6 separate regions of the Mus musculus genome follow, and regions 2, 3, 4, 5 and 6 are each linked to region 1. A link is a loop called in an ENCODE intact Hi-C map of the cell type or tissue named here. Cell type or tissue: left cerebral cortex. All regions are shown on one strand. Region 1 holds the start of Gm33963 (a long non-coding RNA gene). Region 2 has its middle 29 kb from the start of Gm34281. Region 3 has its middle 35 kb from the start of Gm34281. Region 4 overlaps Gm12132 (a long non-coding RNA gene). Region 5 overlaps Gm12132 (a long non-coding RNA gene). Region 6 has its middle 6.0 kb from the start of 3110004A20Rik.

Region 1 (4,000 bases):
TTGTAACGGATCTTACAAGATTAATCTAGAAGGCAAGACAAGCCTTACTCAGTCGCAAGATTCTACCAAACTCATGTTTGCTTGAATTTTTACACTATGCCAAATTTGTTGGGGTAATCTTTTTTTAACATTGTGTAAAGGTGCAGTTCTGTATTTTCAATTGTTAATTCTGTACTGGCAACACCTAAATGCTGGCTGGACATTGGTATTGTTATTTCTGTGGCCCATCATAGGCCTTATGTTTATAAATGTGTGTCCTTCCACAGCTGTTCAGATGCTTGAAGGTCAGGCAGCCCTCTGTGCCCAGAGGAAATCTAGAATTATATCACAATCTAGGTTCTCTCACTGCTGATTGGTTGTAATAAAGTACTGAGGGCCAAAAGCTCGGGCAGGAAGAAGGGATGTTCTTCCAGAGAGAGAGAGAGAGAGAGAGAGAGACAGACAGACAGACAGAGAGACAGAGAGACAGAGAGAGAGAGACAGAGACAGAGACAGAGAGAGACAGAGACAGAGAGAGAGAGACATAGAGAGAGACTTAGAGAGACAGAAAGACAGAAAGACAGAAAGACAGAGACAGAGAGAAATCTAGGGAGAAGAAAGCAGGGGCAGGAGAATTGAAGGCAGACACAAAAAGAGACAGACACCAGCTAAAACAGAGAAAATTCCACAAGAGCTAGCCACATGGTGAGGCATAGACTAGAATAATCTAAGTTTAAACGGTAGCCAGGAGGATGTCCCAGCAAAAGGCCTAATCTTTAATCTATAATAGAAGTCTTGTGTCATTATTTATACCTCAGGTGGGTCCATGAAAGTGCCACAATAAGATTAATGGCTCCTAGATACTTAAACAGCAAAGGAACATGTGTTGTGTTGTCTTCACATAGCTTCGTGTCCAGTGACAAAGGGCACATAGAAGAAGAAGATTGGAAACATCACACAACAGCTTCTGGGAGGCCTTAAAACTGCTTAGCCTGGCTCCACATGTCCCTGCCAACATGGGAACACAACATAGCCTTGTGCTTACCTTTTTGTCTTTTTCCTTTCCTTTCCTTTCCTTTCCTTTCCTTTCCTTTCCTTTCCTTTCCTTTCCTTTCCTTTCCTTTCCTTTCCTTTCCTTTCCTTTCCTTTCCTTTCCTTTCCTTTTCTTTTTTTCTTTTTTCTTTTCTTTTCTTCCCTTTTCTTTTTTTCTTTCTATTTTTCTTTTTTTTTTATTTTTTTGCCATAGATTCTAGATCTTGCCTCACCTGGCTTTTAAAGTCATATTTTACACTCCAAGTACCTTCTAGAACATATATCAATACATTTATTAAATTTAGGTATGTAAAAAACTCTCTCCTTCAAGATATTTAAAAGTTTAGCAGAGGTCATGAATTAGTCTGAGAAGAATGTTATGTGCTGGATAGCTCTGTACAGGCTTTCTCTAAAGTTCTTTAAGAAAATGTTTTATGGCTTAGTTAGATGGCTTAGCTCATAATGACCTTTGCAACTACACGTTACCATGTGTAAAACAAACATGAGTTTGCTCTTGAGAACCTACATGGGAAAGAGAGAACCACCAACCACAGCCTGTCTGCTAAGTTCCCTTAAACTTGCCACAGGGTGCACATGGCCATATAAATGCACATGAAATATATTAAACACGCTTAGTTCAATTTTATTTTATTTTTTTTAATTCTTGATGAAAACGTGAAAATGACCAGTTGGTACTGTGGCATGTTCATGTTTATGGCGTGTTTATTTGGCAAAAACAAAGAAGTTGGTAGTCTCACACACACACACACACACACACACACACACACACACACACACACACACACACACAGGAGGTGGGGAAGAGAGAGAAAGAGAGAAGCTGAAAGAGGGGAGAAGGGAGGGGGAAAGAGCTTGCTCTCTGGGTGGTTTTCAGAAGCTCTTGGCGACACACTTGCTTCCACGTGCCTTCCTTTTGTTTCCGGTTTACCTCTACTACTGTGCGTGTGCAAGGTTAGTATGAGGGGTTCGTACAAGCGGAAGCTGCATTTTCAAAGAAAGATGAAGATGCTTTTGGGATCTCTCACTGAGTGGTTGAAATGATCTTAAAGAAAGGCAGAATCATTCTAGAACCGCCTGAGTGTGAAAGACGTGATTAACAGGAGAATCATAAAAAAATCAATTTTCAGATTGCCCCTGCTTTGCTAAATTGCAGAGAGAAGCGAGATGGAGAATTAAGCAAAGAGAGGGGGGTATTAAAAGGAAGTCAAAGAAGGGCTGAACTGAAAGGAAACGCAGAAAAGGATTTTGCCAGAGGCGGCTGACACTGCCTGAGAACAGCAGGGGTCGCTAAGGTACTGCAGTTGTCAAGTCTCAGCGTCTGCACTTTCAGATTTATGGTTCTAGCAAAGAGGACATGTTAGTGATTCTTACTTTTGTAATAAACAACCTAGCTACAGACACTGCAATGAGATTTAATGATCTGTTTCTTTTACTGAAGCCAGGCCCGCGATCAGCACATCTTGGCTTTGGCCAGACTTGGTCTGTATCACATAGTAGTTTGAATGAATTTACCCTCTGGCTAGTTAGTTGTTTTTCCCCACAAATATAGGGGTTTGGATGTTGAAAGAAACCACCCTTATCTTTGGTTAATTGAGAGTAAAAGTTTGAGACACAGATAGGAGATTTTTGCCCCAAAGATCAAGTACAAAGCAAAGGAGAGTTTTATAAACAACGAGATATATGGTTTTAGTCATATACAAAAGATGTTTTGATTTTTCTTTTTAATGTATAAACTGCTTACCTGGAAAAGAGGTGAATGAAAGCTGTCAAAATATGGAAATATGCACCCACAAATTCTGTCTTTCTAACTCTGCAAAGAGCTAATTTCTTACACGTTGACTTCCTGCCCTTTCCTGTGCTCTTACTTACAATACATACGCTCGTTTAGGCACAGTAAACCCAACTATTCTCTCCTATGTCTATCATCATGACCTAAAAGGTCCTGAACACCAAGAAAGCTGTCCATCTTCCTTTAAAGGTCTTAAAATATTGCCCCCTGAGGCAGCTTTTGAAAAGATCCCAGAGCTGGGAGCCTGTGGGTCATCACATCTACCATCTACAAAGCATGCCTCTTGTGACTTCTGTCTAAGGGCACTGAATTGGCACGGTGGTGTTTTTATGCTGGGGCAGGGGGCTTAAAACAACAAGGAATTCTTTTCTCCAAGATCTGGAGGCTAGGCTAGACTTCCAAAGTCAAGTTATAACTAGAGTAGGGTCTCTGAAAGCATTGCGGAGAGAGCCATTCTTTCTGACTCACACAGATGAGGCATTCAACCCATTCACGAGGCAGATGACGCTGACGCTTGGCTGCTGGGATTTCTTACTTTGATAACAACAGTCTCTGGATTTAGGGATCTTCTCATCTTGTTTATCCCATCTTCTCAGTCCTTAACTATTAAATCTGCGAAAGTAATGTTTTTCAATGAAGGTCACAATCTGAAGTTTACCAGTAAACATGAATTATTTACTCACTATAAGCATTATCGAGATAAATAAGATTAATTTTAGATTTTTAAGAGAGTGGCAGCTTAGTAAATTGTAATTATCTTGATGAGAAAGTGAGTACTTGGAAAAACAACCGTGCTTCCAGCAAGAGTTTACTTATTCTTGACCAAAGCAGTTAAAACAGAACTGGAAGCAGTAGCTGGCCAAGTGACAGACTTGACAGCCAAGGATCAGATTCTAAGTACATTGTTACCTGTAAAATTCAAATTTTATCTGAGAATGGCATTTTTGAAAATTTGTACATAACATAATTCCTTATTTTCTCGGACTCTGTTTCACTGCTTTCAATCAAACAGCCTGGGATATTTGAAATTACCAGGGGTGGGGGAACAAAGGGAAGACCAGTGATACCACAAATGTTAACTTGTTCACGTCTTTTTTTAACAACACAGCCTCTCATAACAAAAATTAACACATATTTGAAGGGAATACAACAGTTACCAACTTATTACTTTGTATAACA
Region 2 (4,000 bases), 1.0 Mb after region 1:
CAGATGATAGATGGATGGATGGATGGATAGATAGGTGGATAGATGAATGAATGAATGAACAGATGGATGAATGAATGGACAGATGAACAGACAGTCAAATGATGGATGGATGGATAGATACATAGATAGATAGATAGATAGATAGATAGATAGATAGATAGATATTTTAAATAAGATTGTCACTTTTTTGCCCCAGTACCTGTCATAGTCCAGCTGCCTATAAAACAATAAATAATTCATCTCAAGATAGTCAGGGTAGTGAGTACCTTAGAAATAAAAGGCTTCTGGGAATGTTGCCTACGAATAGACCTTAGGAATCATTCCCCTTTGGGGTAGCCATTAGAAGTGCTTCATCGGGGAAATCTAAGTCAAGCCCACAGAAAATTTTCATCTTGCCCAGGTATAGTGGATATTAATGAAAAGATGAAATAATGATAATAATAATAATAGTAGTAGTAGTAGTAATAGTAATAGTGTTGACGAGAATATGGAGAAAGGGAGATGAAGTTCTGTGGTTTTAGCTAGTGTAAACACGTACCTCTATGATGTTCATTAGCATGGAGGTTCCTTATAAATGCAGAAACAGAAATACTGAAGGATCAAATAATCCCACTAATGAGTAGATATCTAAAGGCAACTAAATCAGTCTAAAGAGGTATCAGTGCATGTAGGTTTACTGCCTCATTAGTCACAAAAGCCAAGATGTGGAGCCACAAGCCAGTATATATATGTACAGAAATACAACAGAATGGCATCGTCCACAGAAATGAATGAAATTCTGTTATTTGGATCTGGAGGACATTGTGCTTAGTTGGACAAGTCAACCATAGAAAGACAAATACCGTAGGTTTTTCACTCAGTGTGGAATCTAAAGAGTTGGTGTCAAAAGTGGTACAGTCACATAGTGGTGACCCGAGCATGGAGAGAGACTAGGAAGGAGAATGGAGAGAGAACAGTTAACAGTATTAGGGGTGCAGCTAATATTCTGTAACAGTGGGGAAATTATGGTTAACAATGATTCACTGAATGTTTCAAAACCTAGCAGGGATGATGTTGAAGGCTGCTAACCCAAACAGTTAACATCTGAAGACAGACATGCCAATTACCCTCACCTAATCATGTATGTGTATGTATTACCATGCACCCCTCAAGTATGCACTGTGTGAATTAAAAATGTAACAGCAATGATCAGTGTCTCACAAAGCTCTTTTCCCAGGCAGTTAGTTTACTACCCTGACTTGACTGTAGCATCCCATGGAAGTTTGTGTTTTGAAACACTTGGTTAAGAGCTGGTGGCACTGTTTTCTAAGACTGCAAAACCAAAACAAAACAGAGTAAGTTGTGGGAGAAATGAGGCCAGGTGTGGGTTTGATATTCCTGCTCCCATTCCTCTCTGCTCTCTGCGAGTGTAAAGTGACTGGAACATCCATGCTTTCCCCTGCAAGGTAAACAGTAGCCCTTCGTGCACTGTATGGCAGGTTAAGCCCTTCCTCTCCCTTAAGTTGCTTCTTGTCAGGGTGTTTGGTTACAGCAATGAGGAAAGTAATTAATAAATTTCTTAGAATACTGACGAGTCCACCCGTTCTCACAGAAGACAGATTGGAAAAGCCACTTCAGATCCCCAGCTCCTCACCCTCATGTGCCTTCCTTGGGCATGCCTGCCGACTCAGCTTCTCTCTCGCCGTCCTGTTTCCTTCCCTTCTTCTCTACCGGCCCTCATTCTAAGTGCTCTCCCTACTAAGCAACCTGCATGTTAACAAACAACACATGCAACCACTCCTAATGAGACAACAGCTGTCTGTTGAAATATGACTTGAGACATCTAGTGGACTGTGCACCTAGCCAGAGTGATGTTCTGAGTTCCAGTCTCCCAGCAGAAAAGTAAAAAATAATGAATGCATAAAATTAAGCCATTTTGCATTAACCAGGTCAATGTAGATGCTGAAGTATATCACACCTTATAGATATTCTCTCTCTCTCTCTCTCTCTCTCTCTCTCTCTCTCTCTCCCTCCCCCCCTTCTCTCTCTCTCTCCTCTCTCTCCTACCAGCATCTCATTTCTTTTCCAAGCTACACAACCAAGCAGTGACAGAAGAAATGAGAACAGCTGGAAGCACTGAGACTCTTTCAAGAAAGCCTCTTTCTTCTTTGGGTTATCCAAGACCACACGATACAACCAGATGCATGCCGGCGTGAGCCCAAACCACTGAATTCTCTCGCATCTCGGACTTTCAAAATCTTAAATTTGCCCTTTACTTAAAAAAGTCAATGATTTCACCAAGAAAGTTTGATTAGTTTCTTTTACTTTCTGTAATGAAGTGCCATCCTTTTTACACTTGAAAGGATCTTTGTAATAATGCAACATTGATCTTTTGAATACAGATGAGCTAACCTAGATAATAGGATTTAGAATGTGAAAAACTGGACCTGCAGCGATATTTAAGGTTCCAGTGCCATCAAGAGGAATTATGGCACAAAACATCTGCTTCCCCACGACATTGTCTGAGTCTCCATGAATAAATGGAGAATCATGTTTCCTCCTACAAACAGTTTTTATTTCGTTCAGCATCCTAAGAGAAGTTACATGCTGTGTCCCTGGATGTCAATCATCCCATGTAGAGAGGAAGGGAAGAGGGGTATTTAGCTCTCAGATCTGTCTTCTTCTGTTTTCAGTTTTGTGCCTCAAAGTTCTAGAAAGAGGACTCAGATCTAATACTAGAAAGCAGTTCTAATAACACAAACTGGAGAGATGTTCATTCAAACAGTCTGCGATCGTCTCGGTTAGAGGGTAAAAATACAAAATGATAAAACACACTGTAATCTGAAGAACTGGCAAGGGAGGGGGAGGAAGCTCTGGAAAATGAAGTAAGTTCTCCATAGAACAATAAAATGTAGTTCTGTTTTGGCATTCCTCATTCCTTGAAGGGAAATTGGAGTGTGAGGGAGGGGGGAGCTTTTTTTCTCCAACACTCAAAAAAAGGCAGAGCAGACAGCTCTTCGTATAAATCCATACACATAGGAAGTCATTCCCACTGTCAGCGTCAATGACATGCCACCTATTAGAGTTAAGAATAGAGAGCCCGTGAGATGGCTCAGTGGGCAAAGGTGCTGGCCAAGTATTTACAATTATAAAATGCTCAAATTGGGATTTGAACTCATTTTGTCTGGCCTCAAGGCCTGAAATCTTTAATAACTACCCCGAACCAAATATTTGACAGGGTTAAGTTAGGTCAGCAATGCATAGAACCAAAGATCAAGACTGGGACAGCCAGATAGGCCTATCAAGAAAGGCAAATTGAGAAAAAGATCCAGATAGATGCAAGTAGTGCCTTGGGGGGTGGGGTGGGGGTGGGGGTGGGTGGAGACAAGTAATAGGAAGTTGAGTTTGGAAAGAGGGTCAGATGCCAGACCTTGCAATGACAAGCCAGGTCAAAGAAATATGATTAGGACAATGCAGAAGAGGACAAAATAGGATGCACTCACTGGACTGCCTCATAAGGGAAGGGTTAGGGATCAGGCGAGACAGCAACAGCACAAATCTCAATGCAAAATTCGAGTTCTGCAGAGCAGTAGCTGGGATGACTTCTGCCCTCATCACAGCCAGATGAGGAAGACAATTAGCCCAGGAGTCTGGCCTTCAGTGAATCCTGATTGTGAATTCAGTAACCTTAACTGTTGTGGTCAGAGTTGTATCCACCAGAAAACATCTACTAAGATATTCAAGTCCCATGAAATATATTTTGTTTTGTTTTGTCTTGTTTTGTTTTAAGTAAGAGGATTCCTACTGAATACAAGTTCATTAAGTTGTGTAAAATTTGGGTCTGACTAATTTGGGCATGTAATGTTTTTATTTTTTAGTGAGTTTTTTTTAAAAATTAATCAAGTTTATTTTAAAAGACAAGTAAAATAATATCATAAATGGAAAAGAAGGAAGTGGGAAGGAAGAAAGTGGAAGGAAAGAAGGATGTGAGAGAGAGAGAAAATGGGAGGGAAGGAATCTC
Region 3 (4,000 bases), 1.0 Mb after region 1:
TGACAAAGCCCCAGTGAACCTTGGCTTTGACTTGTAAACAAGGGCTTTGAAGGAGCAAAGTTGTAAGTTTGTCTCCACTAAAGCAAACTTCCCGAGCTGTTTGCTTTGGGCGGTTTGCCGATGAACACGCAGCAGGAAATGGATTTCCTGTCTGCCCTTCTAGCCACTGTAGGCTGTGCTTGGCTCAGCTGCCACTGAAACTGGAGAGCAGTCTTGGAGAGGCATCCCTGTCAGAAGCACGGGAGCCTCAGCTTGCTACTCCAGTTGCTCTTTTCTAACCCGTTCTTCCCAGCCTAGTCAGGCAGTGACTTTCCAACATGCTTGTTAGGGGTTCCATGGGCCACCACTCGCAACGGGAAAAATAAGAAAAAAAAAAAAAAACTAGGTCGTGACCGACCTTCTAGTGAGTGCTCTCACATCCTGCCAGGCAGGGCACTGGGACAACAAAGTGAATGCATCCTAGGTCTGGTGAGAGAGAAACTTTGTGAGTCACTTTGTGCAAGAGCCAACCTGAAGCCCCCCTGGCCAAAGATGGAGCTCTCCCAGGTGCTGAAATTCGAAATTTGCGAGGTCAGTTTATTTCTCTTAGCCTTGAGTTTCTTGAGCCATGAGTCTCTCCCTGTTTAAATTACCATTTTTCTTCGTTTGACGAAAACTTCAAATTTGATTAGCAAGGCATTTCTCTTTGTTTCTGAAACAAAGCAGGGGAGGGGCTGTGTGGGTAGCGACTCTACAGAGCCACAAAGAAGGTGATTGCCCCGATACTCACAGCAACTGTTCAGGCTAGCACTACTACATCGTCCAATGTTGCCAGAAATGCAAGAAATGTGGGTCTTTAATGAGAACCGTTTGCATTTAAGTGTTGACAGCTAATTTGAAAAGCCTGCACGGGCCAATACAGCATGATAAACCACATATGCCCAAGGCAAGAATCCTAAAACTGTCTACCTTTACAGTGCAGGAAGCTCTGCTTCATCACACCTTGGAAAGAGGGAGCTGATTAGCTTTGAGTTAAGAGCTGAAGAACCCAGAGGGAGGCAAGGACATTAGGAACCCAGCAGGATTCAGCCCATCTGTGAAAGGGACACTTCAGAGTTTCTATGATCATAGGGTTAAGAAAGGTCACACAACATTATTCGCACCGAAAGCTTGCTGGATTGTAGCTACTTAAAGGTGCAGAGGCAGATAAAACACAAGGACGTCCTGGGAACAACAGGATCTGAGAGGTACTGGAGGGCTTGGTTGAGGATGAGTTTTACATTAGCTATGTGACATTTCCAATTAAATGCAAAATCAACAGAACATCTTCTGCAGGGTCGTAGTGATGGAGAGCACTCACCTAAGCTTGTTCACACACTAAATTCCTCAAAACAGCAACAAAGGAGGATAAATCAATTGTCTTTGCTACCTTTATCAGCATAAACAAAGAGATAAAAATACAGTATAAAATTTTAACTATCTTTGCCCATCCTACCTGCAAAATGTGAAATTCCCCTGTGCTTCAATAAAGGAAAAATACATCCAATGAAGTCTAACAAATGTGCCATCTGTTCAGAAAGTGGTAGACAGGCATTTTTTTACACGTGACACTATTGCCCTCTTGTGGTCAGAGAAAATAGTGCATCTGTTTTCCAATGAGGTTTTTAAAGGTTATACCTAAAAATGTACTTCTCACAAATATAAATCATTTATAAATAGAGCAATATGTATAGAAACTTCCATTTTAAATAGTATGAATATTATTTATAATAAAATATCCAAATTAGACCTTGGGCTCTGAGCTTAGTTTTCTTATGAAGGGAAAGGAAATCAAGAGAAAAATAAAATGTTATTAGAAATAGTTGGATGGCTAGGAGGCACAACTCATGAAGCTAATGATGGTGTCAGTCACTCCTCTACCATAGTGTCCACCTGGCTTCCTGCCTCCCTGCCTCCCTGCTGACTCCTGCAAGGGGACAGAGGAAGCTTTCTTTCACTTCCTGCCTTCCTTTACTCACTCTCCACTGTTGGAGAAAGTAGGCCTTTCACAGTTTCCCACCCTAATAAGCCAAACGGCCTTGTGTTAGGAGCCTGTCACCTCCTCCTCCCTATTCCCTTCCTGACACCTAAGACCCTAAAGATTTGAATTATAGTCCCCTCTTCCTTATTTCTTCCTGACTCCCAAGACTTCCAAGGACATGAGTTATGTGCTGAGTCCAGCTTGACACCCCAGACTGTTAAGGAGGAATCTACATTCCTGAGATAAGACTCAGGGTGCCTCCCGCCTGCAGTCAGAATTCAGCCTTCATGTCCCCAGATGCCTGCTTCTTTGTTCTTTGTTAATTCTCCCTAAGCCCCTCCCTATTTCCCCTCACTGTGTGCTTATAACCTGGCGTTTCAGCCTAATAAACGGAGACTTTGACAGGAATCCTCCTTGGTCTCCTCTCTTCTTTCCCTCCCACTCATTTCTCTTGCAGATTTGCTGTTCCCCTCATACCCACGAATAACTGGGCCCTGCTGGACGGGACACTCCACTATTCGCTTATATAGCCACTTTTGGCTACATCATTTAAGCTCAGCATGGCATGATAATACCACAAAGGTATTCCTGGATAGGCATCCTTCAAGTGACTAACAGGAACTCACAGCCTGAACGAGAACGATAAGACTTTCTCTAGAAAAGTGAGCCAGGAAGAATTTGGTGAACCCAACATCTGAAACTACATAAACCACCCCTCCCCTGACTGTAAAGTGACTTGGTCAGTAAAAAAAATAGCAATAAATGTCTGCGTTTTTAAATGTACATGTATAAATATATTATTAACTCATTCTTGAGCCGGGTGAGGTGGTGCACACCTTTAATCCCAGCACTTGGGAGGCAGAGGCAGGAGGATTTCTGAGTTTGAGGCCAGCCTGGTCTACAGAGTGAGTTCCAGGACAGCCAGGACTACACAGAGAAACCCTGTCCCGAAAAACAACAACATATATATAGTATACAGTATACACATGAACACATGCATACAGTGTGCACATGCACACATGTACACACACGCACACACGTGCACACACGCGCACACACATGTACACACGCACACGTGCACACATATACACATGCACACATGTACACATTCGCACATGCACACACGCACACATGCACAAAGTGCTCACAACCACACATGCACACATGTACACATGTACACTTGCACACATGCACACATATACACATGCACACATGCATACATGTACACATGCACACATGCACACATGCACACACACACAGTGTACACATGCACACACACACATGCACACATACATACATGCACACATGCACACAGTGTACACATGCACACACACATACATGCACACATACACACATGCACACATGCATGCACAGATAAATAAATGGATGAATCATTTTTGATATTCAGAGAGAGAGAAAATCTTGATATTAATCTGAGACGGTTTAATAACATTTATATTTGCCTGTTATGAAGACACTTAGCATCTTAAAAGAATAGACATTCTGGTCAAAATAATGACATCATTTCTCCTGAAAGTAAGGCATTGTGATATGCCGTACAATTCTTATCAAAATTCCAGTTGCCTTGTTGAAGAAACTGAGATGCTTTCCCGGAATTCATATGAAATGCTCAGCTCTTCCAAACAGCAAAAGTAATTTTGAAAAGAGTAAAGTTGTAGGGTTATACTTGTATTTTCTAATTTAAAATGTACTACAAGACCTCACCAATGAAGACTGTACACTTTACCACAGGGATAAGAATATAGACCAGTGGTATAGAATTAATACATGCACACATGAATTTTAGGCCAACATAGACCATAAAGGAAGACACTATCTAAAAAGGGGTACAGGAAGCTGGAGTAATATAAGTTCACTAAAATAATTTCATATGGGAAAAAATGTTAACAAATAATGCTAAGATAACCAGATATCCATATGCAAAAATTAATTCAATATGAATCAAAGAACCAAGTAGAAAACTAAAGCTATAAAATACTT
Region 4 (4,000 bases), 510 kb after region 1:
AAAAAAGATAATGAAATAAAAACAATGAATTCATGAAATTCTTAGGCAAACCCTCAGAGAAGCAGGTGGAGGGAGCATGTGATAGGGTGTTTCTGGAAGGGAGGGAAACTGGGAAAGGTGATAACATTTGAATTGTAAATCATCTATTGGATCGAACACAGGACCCCTAATGAAGGAGCTAGAGAAGGTACCCAAAGGAGCTAAAGGGGTCTGCAACCCTTATAGGAGGAACAACAATATGAACTAACCAGTACCTCCCAGAACTGTGTCTCTCGTTACATATGTAGCAGAGGATGGCCTACTCAGCCATCAATGGGAGGAGAGGCCCTTGGTCTTGCGAAGATCATATGCGACAGTACAGAGGAGTGTGAATGCCAGGAAGTGGTAGTGGGTGGGTTAGGGAACTGGGGGGGGGGGATAGGGGACTTTTAGGATAGTATTTGAAATGTAAATGAAGAAAATATCTAATAAAAATGTTTTAAAAAATGGCTGCTTCCTTCTGTAAACTAACCTTACTTTTACTGTTTGGTATTAAAGATGTATTCTAGGGGCATGTCCGTATTCTAGCAAGATCAACCTCTAATTCAAGGTATGTCTGCATTCCAGCTGCATCACATAAACCTAGAAGGTCTTTGGATAAGATCCCCTGCCAGAGCAGTTGTCTTGCTGGATTAAAATTCCTCTAGAAAACTTGAGACTACATGTTCTATATCATATTTAAGGAAATGGTGGTATGGCTTACCATGTATATATTTTGAACACATTATGGTATGTCAAGATAGTAGACTTTCTCTTTCAGACCAGGCCTAACTTGAGCATCTTTCTCAACACAGGTCCTGTAAACTCTTGACCACCAGCTATGACTTATGTATGTGATTGCTTCCATGTTTTAGTACATAGGAAACTATTGAGGACAGAAGGTTGAGCAACAAGGAAATGGAAATAATATGAGTACGAAAACCTTCAATTTCACATGTTTATAAGGAAAGAAAGAAGAGAGTGAAATTGAAGCTTCTGCAAAGATAGGAAGAAGTATCAGACAGGATTGGAAGGACCTCAAGTTAAGGGAATTGTAACAGGACATAACAGAAAGGAATAGAGACAGAAGAGAAGTGTTTGATTCCTTTATTCTTAAATTTATCTTATTAATTTATGTTTTTTACTATATCTGAGCCCCATACCTGAGTGTCTCAAGCCAGATTTTGATACAAAAAGTATCAACCAGAATTTTCTAAATTTACTGCTCCTATTGGATGAGAAATATTAGGCAATTGATATTCAAATTTGTTGGAGGCTTTATTTCCAATAAAAGCAGAAATTAAAAGAATTTGAATGTTTGCATTTTTAAAATTCAAGATAATGGGTTTAATACAATTAGTTCTGAAACCCTTTTAGATTCCAATATTTTCTTGTTGTGAGAAAGCCTTTTCCTCTCATGTATGGCTCTATCCCTGCAATCATGACAATTTCCTATTATGAGGTGAGAGACATTTCAAAGGAAAATGCAGTTGCTATTTAGCTAAACCATTATAAGTTTGAAGGAGCAAAGGGTCCAAAATAGTGTACAAATAATAGTATCCACAGTGTTTTAAAGGTATTTATAATGGCCCCATTTAATAAATATCTCTTATATTGGCCATTATATTGCAAATGTTTTGAGAGCTTGAACAATGCATTCTGAATGTGTTTCCAAAGCTGGAATTTGTGTAACTCTGCTGTCACCAACAGGTGGCTGAGTGAATTAAATCCCAGGACATTTCCAGCATACCTAATAGTTAAAACCTGAAGAATATGGTATACTGTTATTTTTCTTAAGCTTAAGATGGTCTGAGGAGCACAGTCAAGCATTAACATATTACAACTGGGAAAGCGATTATTATTTTTTCATTTGCCTGAAGAGGATAGTATGGACATATATCAGCCAAACAGCTATCTATGTATTTTTTATTCTCTAGGAGCAGATTTATTTCACCATTAAATGCAGAAAGATCATCAATATCCACTACATGGCTTCAATTAGCTGAGCATTTTGTCAACCACTGCCATTCTCCAGCTGCCGGATATACCACAGAAGAGAATAAAGAACCTGGCTCATTTTCTCATCTCCCTTCTCAATTAAACAACAGAAAATAGAATAACAAGGAGACATTAAAACTGAGCCTGCCTTTTGTTTGGCATCTGTACTTCTAAAGGCAATTTGTGAAATTTGTTGTAAGGGAAAGTCCTATATAAAGACAAGAAAAAAAAATGTTTGGAAGTATTCCTCTTCTCACATCCCTTTCTACATTCAACCTTCTGGCTTGTTCTGTTTCCAAGAAAGTCTCAGAATTAACCAACACATATAAAGTACTTTTCTTCAGCTAAAACAGACAATATCCAGTAGGTTACAGAAAAACCATGAAAGAAAACAAGAAACCATTAGTACAATTTCACACAATGTTGACAGCCTTACTATTGTATTTTTAATGACACAGGAGATTTTATTACTATCAGTTGAATATTATATCTCAATTGAATATGCTATTTGGAAACAATGTTATTTTTGTAACATAATATCTGGGACAATATTTTAAAGAGGGAAGATTTATTTGAGCTGATGGTTCTGATGTCTAACATCAACTAGACTCATTAATTTGAGTTGCGATGAAACAGAATATTATAGCTACAAAGCTTGTGTTGGTGGAGGTTGCTTACCTCATTACTCCTGGCAAGAGGAAAGAGGAACTCAAGAAAGAACCATGACTTATTCTTCCAAGGTATACCCTTGTGATAACTTTCATAATAGTGGCTCCCACAAACTCATGTATGTGAATACATATTCCCCATTTGGTAGAACTTTTGGGGAAGAATTAGGAGGTGTGATCTTGTTGGAGGAATTGTGCATTTGGGGATGGACTTTGAGATTCTATAAACTCTTGCCAATCTCTGCTCTCTCTCTCTCTCTCTCTCTCTCTCTCTCTCTCTCTCTCTCATCCTATTTCTAGATAAGGATGTAAGCTCTCAGCTACTGTTCTAGTACCTGCTGCCATGCTTTCAACCATGATAATCATAGGATCAGCCTCTGGTGCTATAAGCCACCAATAAATCCTTTGTTCTACAAGTTGCCTTGGTCATGGTGTCTGTAAAAATGTAACAAAGACATTGAACTACTTCCTCCAATCAAGCCCCATCCTACATATTTTGCACCATCTTCTGACAGTACAGTCAATGATCAAAAGACTAATCCACCTGTTGGGTCAGGTCCCCCATGGCCATGAATGGCTTCTCCAAAGTCCCTCAGCTGACAGAGAGACTTTAACTCATGAGTATGTGAAGACATTTCATATTCAAATTAGAGCAGATAAAGTGAATTAGAATTTGTATTTAATTATGGAGGGATTAAAAATGCAAATAATTTAAAAGAATTTGTCCAAATAACAACATGAATGCAATAACAAAATATTTGTTTATAGTGTTCTTATGAAAGGGTAGTCCAGATATATAGCTTGACTCCACTTATCTGAAAGGACAATCTGATGTGGATATCTATTTGAAAGTTTCTACATGGCTGGTAGTATATGCATATCTATACAACCATTCAATCCAGATTGATACATTCGATAACAGGTATGTGTTGGGGCAGGGAAAGTACAAAGTACTAGAACATGGTGATGTAAGACAAATTAAAGAAAGAAAAGAAAAACATTTGAATTGATGTGAGATGGTTTGAGTATGCTTAGCCCAGGCAGTGGCACTATTAGGAGGTGTGGTCTTGTTGGAGGAAGTGTGTCACTGTGGGGGTGGGCAATGAGACTCTACTCCTAACCTTTGAATATCCAGTCTTCTCCTGGCTGCCTTCCAAACAAGATGTAAAACATTCAGTTCCTCCAATGCCATGTCTGCCTAGACTCTGTTATGCTTCCCACCATGATGGACTGAACCTCTGAACCTATACGCCAGCCCCAATTAAATGTTGTCCTTTATATGAGTTGCCTTGGTGATGGTGTCTCTTCACAGCCAT
Region 5 (4,000 bases), 560 kb after region 1:
AAACCTGTTTGGGTAGTGGGAATACTGTGACAAGCTACTTAAAGAAGAGGAAGCAAGGAAAGGCTCCCCAAGGACACATTCTGGTAACAACATGGCCCCCATGTTCCTTAGGAAATGGTGCTCATTTTCTACATGATATTCCTTTCTCTTTGCAACACTGGCTCAATTGCCTTTCTCAACAAATGTTGCAAAAGTGATGTTCAGTGAGTTAGGAAGGAATGGTTGGGGTTTTCTTCATCCATCGCTCAGGTCACCACCAATACCACATATCAGAGACAGTTGAAGAGAACATGGCATGACAGATTTATTTAACAAGAACAGTATGTGACGTAGAAGTCTTCAGGTGGACTACTCAAAAAAGGAAGAAGGTGTTTGATGCTTATCTATAGATTCACTCAAGTGAGGACAACTATGTAGCAACATAAATGGTAAAAAAATCTGAGATAATGAAACTTGAGTGAGTGGAAAAGCCATCACACACCTGTTTATGCAGCTTCTTCCTTGTCTCTTGGTCCCAGCTACAAATTAAGATTCTGCTCAAGTGAGGTTCTTAAATTTTTTGTGGCCAACATTTTACCGGAAAGGGTGTGATCATTTGTAATATTAGGTTTATGACTAGCTACGAAGGAAAGGTGTTCTAGTCTCTACTACTTGCTTCAGAAAGAATGAGGGATGAGAAACAAGAGGGTGGGTGGGCAGAGAAAGACTTCTTTGTTTCGAAATATCCTTAGCTAACCTCTGTTAGAAGAAAACAAAATAATCAGCCCGGTCAGAGGTCAGCATATTCTATTCGAAGACTGGCTCCCATTTAAGTTGCATCATCTCATCACTGGAAAGAAGATTATTTATCCATATATTTACTGGAAAGGTTAAATGTATAAAATATTTAGAGCAACGACACACTAGAGGAAACACTCATAAGCCATAATGACCTTCTCAACGCTTCATGTGTAAGTGCTATTGAACTGGAAAGAAGGTATATTTCTCAACTCCCAAAGTGGTTTCTACGTGGAGCAGAGTAAAGTTAAAGGTAGCTCTATGTGGTTGTTTATGTTTACCTATAGTGAATGAAAATAAAATTAAAACTTCACTTCATCAATAGGGATAACCTTTGTCTTGGTGATAAGAAACTGTCCAGTATGTTTAATAAACTTCACATGTTATAGAATATTAGAAGGTTCATAGGGAGGTAGAAAAAGACAATGAGTCATTATTTGTGTGGTGAATGGCCATAATAGATCGGATATCACACATATATAACATTCAGGACTCTAAAATGGCTATTTAACTTTGGTTTTGAGTCTTAAAAAAAGTAATGAGTGTTTCACAGGTTGGTTTCCACTATTTAGCACCAGTCACTCTAACCCAATATTGGTGCTAAGGACATCAGTTTCTTGTAATCTATTTAAGACTCTGCATGTACTGAGTGAAGCAAGAAAGGAGTACATAATTAATTCAGGTCATATGCACATTATCAGAACCAGACAATGTGCATCAATATTCTATCTCCGATTATACCTGTCATTACTTCTAGGTCTGTCTGTTCTAGCTCTATGTTTCTCTCTTCTGGCCTCAGTGGTAATGCAGACTTAGAGCTCCAGATTTGTTTTTTTCCTTTTTTATTTTTTTCCCTGTTTGGTTGTTTGAAACAAGGTCTTACACTTGCTGAAGATGACCTTGAACTCACAGTGATCTTCTTACCTCATCCTCTCAAACCTGACAGCAAATGCATGATCCATTGTGTTGGGTTTAGAGTTCTAAATGTAAGCTAACACAAGAATATCTATTCTAGTATTCTACTCCTCTTTCAAGCATTGTTAACCAACCTGTAATATTCCCCTTATTGAGTTGGCAAAAGAATCAGCGTCATGAGAAGGGAAACATAGGAAACACCAGGCACACAGTTAATATCAGCACTTGAATATAGAATTGTTATACCTTGGTCAAGAGATGTTTAGTGTACACACACACACACACACACACACACACACACACACACACACAAAAGAAATCAAAGAAGAAGAGGAAAACCAATTTTCCCATTTAGACAATGCTAATTTCTTTAAGGCACAATCATTCTTCATTTCCTTTTCTCTTTTAATATAAGAAAAAATGCTCTTTCCACAAGAACTCGATGGAGCAACATTGCCACCCAGTGGCTGGCTACATTCATTTTGTGTCTAATTGTTCCCGGCTAAACAGAGAAATTCTTTCACACATAAAAATTGGAAGCCGGATTGCCTATTACCTGCGTGTGCTGGTATTTGGCCTCTCTTGTCACCCTCTTGTTTTCTAAATGATAGATACACAAACAATAGGAGCATTCTGAGAAATGGGAATTGTCTTAAAACAAAACTCACAGCATGCTTTTGCTATCAAACAGCTCAATGACAAGAGTGGTTTCAAGTGAATTTACAAACGAACAAGATGGATTTTTTCCCCCTTCTCATTTGTAAAAGGCTGTAATGGGCAGCAGTTCTCCAGGCTTACTCCTGCACCCCAGAGATACTGCCTCTTAGTTTTTTTCTATTCTCTAATAAATCTAAACGTATTCTGCTTGCAACATTAGAGGAGGAATACGACAGCACTTTCTGTGCAAGGAGGAAAAGGGGTTTCTAAAGGCTATGACAAGTGTTATAAATAGAAGTATTATTTAGTTTAAAGGGAGGCAGGATTTACATTTCCCAAATCGGAGACCACTCAAGCTTTGAGATTCAAGTAAGCAAAATAAATCTTAGGTTTTTGCAGTGTGAAATCAAAGCTCCAACTCTATTAATAGCAGAGGTGAGTAATAGATTTCTTTAGCTTGATGGTGGTAGATTTTTATTGCCCAATCTTCGTGATCTGCATAGCTCACCAACTACTTTTCAAAAGTGAGATGACAGGGAGTCCCCAGGCACCGAAATGGCATGCTATAAGTACTGGAATTTTTCTCCCTTGGAGGGAACTATTTGAAGATCTTGAGACGTCCCCACAGGATTTAAGCCCAAGGAAAGGAAAAAGACGAATTTCTTTTTAACCTTCAATCAATCAGAATGCTCAGAAAATACTATTCTTTTTTTTTTTTAACCAATTGATGCTCTTCAAATTTTCAACACTCAAGCAGAATGGGTTGGTGCTGGATGGATCTCATATTGTTTTATTCCTAAGGAATAAATATGTGGCATAGAAATATTTGCTTTTCTTCACTAGTTATAGTAAATAATTAATGATTCTTGAAAGACAATAAAATTCCTGATCTGGCTTTTATATGTTGTCGAAGGGGTTTCCCAGGACATTTTTAACCTTTGCCTTCTCATTTCATTTAGTTTTTAATTCAGTATTTTATGCTTCATTTTGCTAATAAATATAATTTACTGGAAGAAACTGGCCTCAGGAAAGAAATATATACAGGGAATATTCCACACAGTAAATATTTTCAGCAAAAAAAAAAAAAAAAAAAGAAAAGAAAGAAAGAAAGAAAGAAAAAAAGAAAGAAAGAAAGAAAAGAAGTGAATCTGGGAACATTCAGTTAATTTATCTCACTTCAGTGCACTAGTATGTAGTAATTTCAGTTATAACAAGTTCCATAGTTTATTTTAATATTTAAAACCTCATTGCAAACTGTCCTTAGAAGAGTGAAATTGGATAAACTAGTTTACAGGACGAGAATCTGAGTAAGAGCTTGAGATCTCTTGTCAGCCGAATTGCCTTCAACGCTACTTCAACCAGAGGTTACCAAGGAGTTGGAGTACGTTCCTTAATGCTCCTGAGCCTCAGCCTCCCCTGTACCATAAATCTGTTCTGTTGCTCTAGGAACAGTGGGTACTAACTATGGCAAACAGAGGGAAGAACATTCAGAGTGTGTTATATCTAGCAATGGAGTAAGAAGTCAGCAGAAAAGATGCCAGAAGTTAGTGACTTGTATCTTCAAATTGGAGCACTGGTATCATTCTACAAAATAGGCACACAAAAAAGAAAGAAAGAAAGAGAGAGGGGAAGGAAGGAAGGAAGGAAGGAA
Region 6 (4,000 bases), 880 kb after region 1:
ACCTTCATTTAAACACAGATTAAAACACAAAACAAATAAAATTAGAAGAAAAAAGGAAAGGAAATTAAAGTAGATACATTGTTCTTTGGGAGAGAACCTTAGCCGCATATTGAATAAAAAGGTGGACTTTCCCTTCCTTGGCAGAGCTCAGGATGGCATTGATCACACCCTGTTGTTACCTTGCCCTGCATATCTATTACCAAAAAAAAAAAAAGTCTCTCCAGGACCTACTCACTGTCCTTTTGGTGATACATTTTCTTGATCTGAAATAGTCAGCTACTCCATGGAGGTTTTCATTGTTAACCCAAGCACCTTTTTGCTAAGCACAAAAGTCTCATTAAATGTGCAGAAATGCAGATCTCCAGGCCTTTCTCTGGTGACGCAGAGTCCACTGTAGAGAAGAAGATTCTGAAAACACATTTAACAAGCCTACTAGAGTATTCCATTCGTGGGACCAGACAGCAAGCCTTACATGCTATGTTTCATTTACTGCATGAAACAGTTCTCTTTTGTAGACATTCAACTGCAAGAAAATTAAATAAGTTGCCTGCACTTACAAAGTGAAATTTAAACTGCTAGCATCTTACACTTGGTGGAGTTCCCCAACACACAAAACACAAAGACAGTCCAATTGGCAAGCCCAATATCAAAGCATATTACACTCAAAACTACTAAGACTTAAGGACAGTACTCAATGAAGTCAAAAGGGAACCCAAAGTTGGCTTTGGCAAGCATCTGAGTTTCACCTAGAACCAGGTCCACTGATGGGAAGGCCATCAGAAGTCTATCAGCTCAAAACAGGTATGCAATTTCTATAAATGTGTTGCGGGGTAGGACAGGAATGGAAGTTTTACATGCAATTAATTGCAAAGACAGTTTTTAAGGGCAGCCTTCTCTTGCCTTTCCAAATTAATGAGTCAGAAAAGCACTACTCTCAATCGTATCTTTAGAAGTGAGCAAACCCCCTCCTGGGCTCCCATCAAACACAGCACAAGGACCTTCAGCTAAATACTGCAATGTCCTCCGTTTCAGAAAGTCGTCTCCAAGCTGTAAAAAGGCAGGCACAGGTTCTTTCCTGGAATCCCGTTCGTTTTCAGATGAACAAGGAGGTGGAGAATTAGATAAAGATTTATTGTGTGGGTGAAAGTGTTTTACAACACTGCATGTAACTAGTTTGAGATATATATATTGTTCTTTGAAGGGAAAAAAATGTCCTTTTTATTGATGACTAAAAACTTATGCAAGCAAAGAGGCAAAGTCGAAACAAAACAAAACAAATGAAATCTGGATCTATTGTTTGCAAGGATGCTGTTCTTAACAAAAGATTTTTTTTTGACCAGTATTACGTGTGTGTGTGTGTGTGTGTGTGTGTGTGTGTGTGTGTGTGTGTAACCTATTATTAAGGAAGAATTAATATTGAATTGCTTTTTGTTTTATATATAAAAATCCCATCTATGAATAGACCAAGCCTAGTGGGCTCAAGCTATCCCAAAATTAAACTTCAAGGCCAGGGTAGCTACCTGGGGGTTTGCATTCTGCAAAGCCTTGCCTTTTAAATGAACCGACAAGGGTCTACCTGTGCTTGTTACATGTCCCTTGGATAATTAATGCTGGTAATAACACCTAAGCGTTAGCACACAAAGCACCTGGAATGTGACTTGCTGTACACATTCTAATCACACCTGCCACCGAACTCTCCAAATGACCTTCTTCAAAACAATGACTGTCTTTGAAATCACAGAAAGCCAACTGAGGAGGAAGCAGTTCCCCAGCAATTGGCTATGGCTGAGTGGTTCATAAAGCCAGAGTGGCACCAAGCGGCCGAAAATGGAATTAGGCTGTCACTGTGTTTTCACATCCTCAGAATGAACCGCATTTAATGTTTATGCCTGGCTGTTTCCAGGCAGCAGAGATGGCAAGCCCAGAGACACTGAGCAGGATGCCACACCCAAGGGTGAGGGGTGATAGAGGTCCCCCTCATGCCTTAAATATGATTTTTAAAATTCTGTATGTCTGAAACTCTCTAAACTGGTATGAAGAGCTATACTTTAACCAACATCAGAGAGACAAGGGTCTCTCATCAGAGAGACAAAGGGAGAGGGAACCTCACTTTCCACAGTTTTGTTTGCAGTACTTGCATAGAATTTTCTTTTTTAAATCAAGGTTTCTGTCATTGTGTACACACAGGGAAAAAAGTGCTAAGACACGTTGTTTCTATATTCTCCACATTATATATTAGAAAGGAAGGTTACATGGGAAGAATGATGGGAAACCTGTCTATTCTCAGGTATTGTCTCTATGGCCTCTCATCCTTTTGCTTAACTGCTGAGCCAGTGCCTCCTGCTGTCTCTTAGCTCTCTACTGCTCCAAACATTTTGCTTATCTCTTACATACACGTATCTCATATATGGTGTCCTCTAGACTGGTCCCCCTGCTACATGTTCTGATTTCCCTCTTTTTAAAAAATATTTTTCCTTATTTTTCTTCTTTCTACCTCCCTCCTAATGGCTCAGACTCAAATAACTTGGGTGGCTTCAAAGACCAGTATCAGAAATGGCTTCTCCCTCCTGTGGCTTCCTATAATTATAGACATATCATTTTCCCACAATGCTTCAGCATCGTTAATCACTTCAAATACAGAAAGAGCCAGGCAAGCTTTCCTGTGAACAGAAAGCTCCAAGTCCCATTTCAATTTGTGATTATATCAATAATCTGGAGACTGTCGTCTGTGAACTAACCCATTTCTAGAAGAACCAGAAGGAAGCTGCTCAAATCTTATAGGCAAACCCTTGCTGACACAGAGAATATCTGCTTGTATGATAGGAAATTCCACATGACATTTGTCAGCTGCTTTGTCCTGCATTGCTAAGTGGCAAAAAAGGCAATTTTGTCTTCCCTGTCAGGACATTCATAGGGAGGACTGTGAGAGACACTATCATTAAAAGCATGAATTATTTGTAGATCTCTCTTGCACACAGCAGAGGCCAGTATGAATCTAAACTGCTTATAGATCAAAACAAAACAACAACAAATTAATCCTGCTGTACTTTTCTAAAATACTCTAGTGTAATTTTCCTGCTGCGGCCCCTATACCCTGAGACTACAGGCAAATCTTGCAGCAATTTCACAGATAATCTCATGGCAGATTGGAAAGATTAGAGGAAGCAAAATTTCTAAAGAAATCATTTCATACTGAGGCGGGGGAAGAAGCTTAACATAAACATCGTCATTGGTATTGATTATTTCTCATGAATACAATTTTAATGAGAGGATCCCCAAGCATAGGACAGTAATCACACAATGTCCAAAGAGGAAAATACCTCCAGATTTCATCCGAATACAACAAAAGAAAAGAAACACACAAGCAGCTGTGGTTGGGCAGTAGAATCACAAGACTTCAGGAGACTGCATTTGAATGCCTAGAGCTTACAAAAATAAGTACACTGATTTGTTGAAATAAATGTTCATTAAGCACACACGAATGATCGACAGTCCTCATGATGACAAATAAGATCTCTTTCCCTCATGAGGTTACCCTGAAGTAGGACTATGGATTTATGCTGTGTAATAATAATAATAAACAAATTAATATAATGTCCTCTTAGGTAAGGATGAGTGTTGCGAAGCAACATGAATCTACTGAAGACCTACATGCTGATGAAAGGTAAGTACCCTAGACATGATGGTGTCTAGGGTAGGTGAGTAAAGACCAGAAAGAAGTAAAAGATACAAGCATAAGCATATCCACAGCATCGATTCCATGGCAAATAGAGCTGAGCTTCAAGGTCTTCAGGCTGGGAAGTGTTCAGTTTACCCATCAAACAGCAGAAAAGTCATTGGGGCTGGAAGGTTCTAGGCAAGAGGGGGAATAGCAGTTTGGCTCACAGAGAAAATTCCTGACCACATGCTGTATAGACTGACAGGCCATGCTGGAAACCATGGATTCTTCTCTAAGTGTAATTAGGAAAGCACTGGAAGGGGATGAGAGGAAGGCAAATCG

What was found. A loop is a pair of places that touch in the nucleus more often than their neighbours do. Peaks named below come from ENCODE experiments on the same cell type or tissue, not always from the same donor. Only the 100,000 strongest peaks of a DNase experiment are listed, where the experiment ranks them.
Region 2: a loop joins it to region 1, with 9 times the contacts of the local background. A loop is called at or near these places in 19 of 42 quality-filtered maps.
Region 3: it touches region 1 in a loop (6-fold over the local background); 19 of 42 quality-filtered maps call a loop at or near these places.
Region 4: it touches region 1 in a loop (3-fold over the local background); 3 of 42 quality-filtered maps call a loop at or near these places.
Region 5: it touches region 1 in a loop (13-fold over the local background); 21 of 42 quality-filtered maps call a loop at or near these places.
Region 6: it touches region 1 in a loop (4-fold over the local background); 15 of 42 quality-filtered maps call a loop at or near these places.

Annotation. Positions count from the first base shown.
Region 1 is chr11:39,586,902-39,590,901 of GRCm38, forward strand. It overlaps Gm33963 (a long non-coding RNA gene), which reads left to right and starts at 1,841. Exons shown (of 3, transcript XR_388578.3): 1 at 1,841-1,983. In left cerebral cortex, a CTCF peak has its summit at 2,309 (motif pointing right); a DNase peak (open chromatin) is centred at 2,305; H3K4me3 peaks cover 459 bases; H3K27ac peaks cover 361 bases.
Region 2 is chr11:40,594,094-40,598,093 of GRCm38, forward strand. No RefSeq gene overlaps it. Among named protein-coding and RNA genes, the nearest start is that of Gm34281, 29 kb to the left of the region's middle. In left cerebral cortex, a CTCF peak has its summit at 2,475; a DNase peak (open chromatin) is centred at 2,444.
Region 3 is chr11:40,600,145-40,604,144 of GRCm38, forward strand. No RefSeq gene overlaps it. Among named protein-coding and RNA genes, the nearest start is that of Gm34281, 35 kb to the left of the region's middle. In left cerebral cortex, a CTCF peak has its summit at 1,608 (motif pointing left); DNase peaks (open chromatin) are centred at 120, 513, 1,161 and 1,590; H3K27ac peaks cover 238 bases.
Region 4 is chr11:40,101,096-40,105,095 of GRCm38, forward strand. All of the region lies in intron 2 of Gm12132 (a long non-coding RNA gene), which reads left to right. Among named protein-coding and RNA genes, the nearest start is that of Gm12132, 95 kb to the left of the region's middle. In left cerebral cortex, a CTCF peak has its summit at 1,725; a DNase peak (open chromatin) is centred at 1,728.
Region 5 is chr11:40,147,348-40,151,347 of GRCm38, forward strand. All of the region lies in intron 5 of Gm12132 (a long non-coding RNA gene), which reads left to right. Among named protein-coding and RNA genes, the nearest start is that of Gm12132, 140 kb to the left of the region's middle. In left cerebral cortex, a CTCF peak has its summit at 2,157 (motif pointing left); a DNase peak (open chromatin) is centred at 2,158.
Region 6 is chr11:40,467,706-40,471,705 of GRCm38, forward strand. No RefSeq gene overlaps it. Among named protein-coding and RNA genes, the nearest start is that of 3110004A20Rik, 6.0 kb to the right of the region's middle. In left cerebral cortex, a CTCF peak has its summit at 1,825; a DNase peak (open chromatin) is centred at 1,819.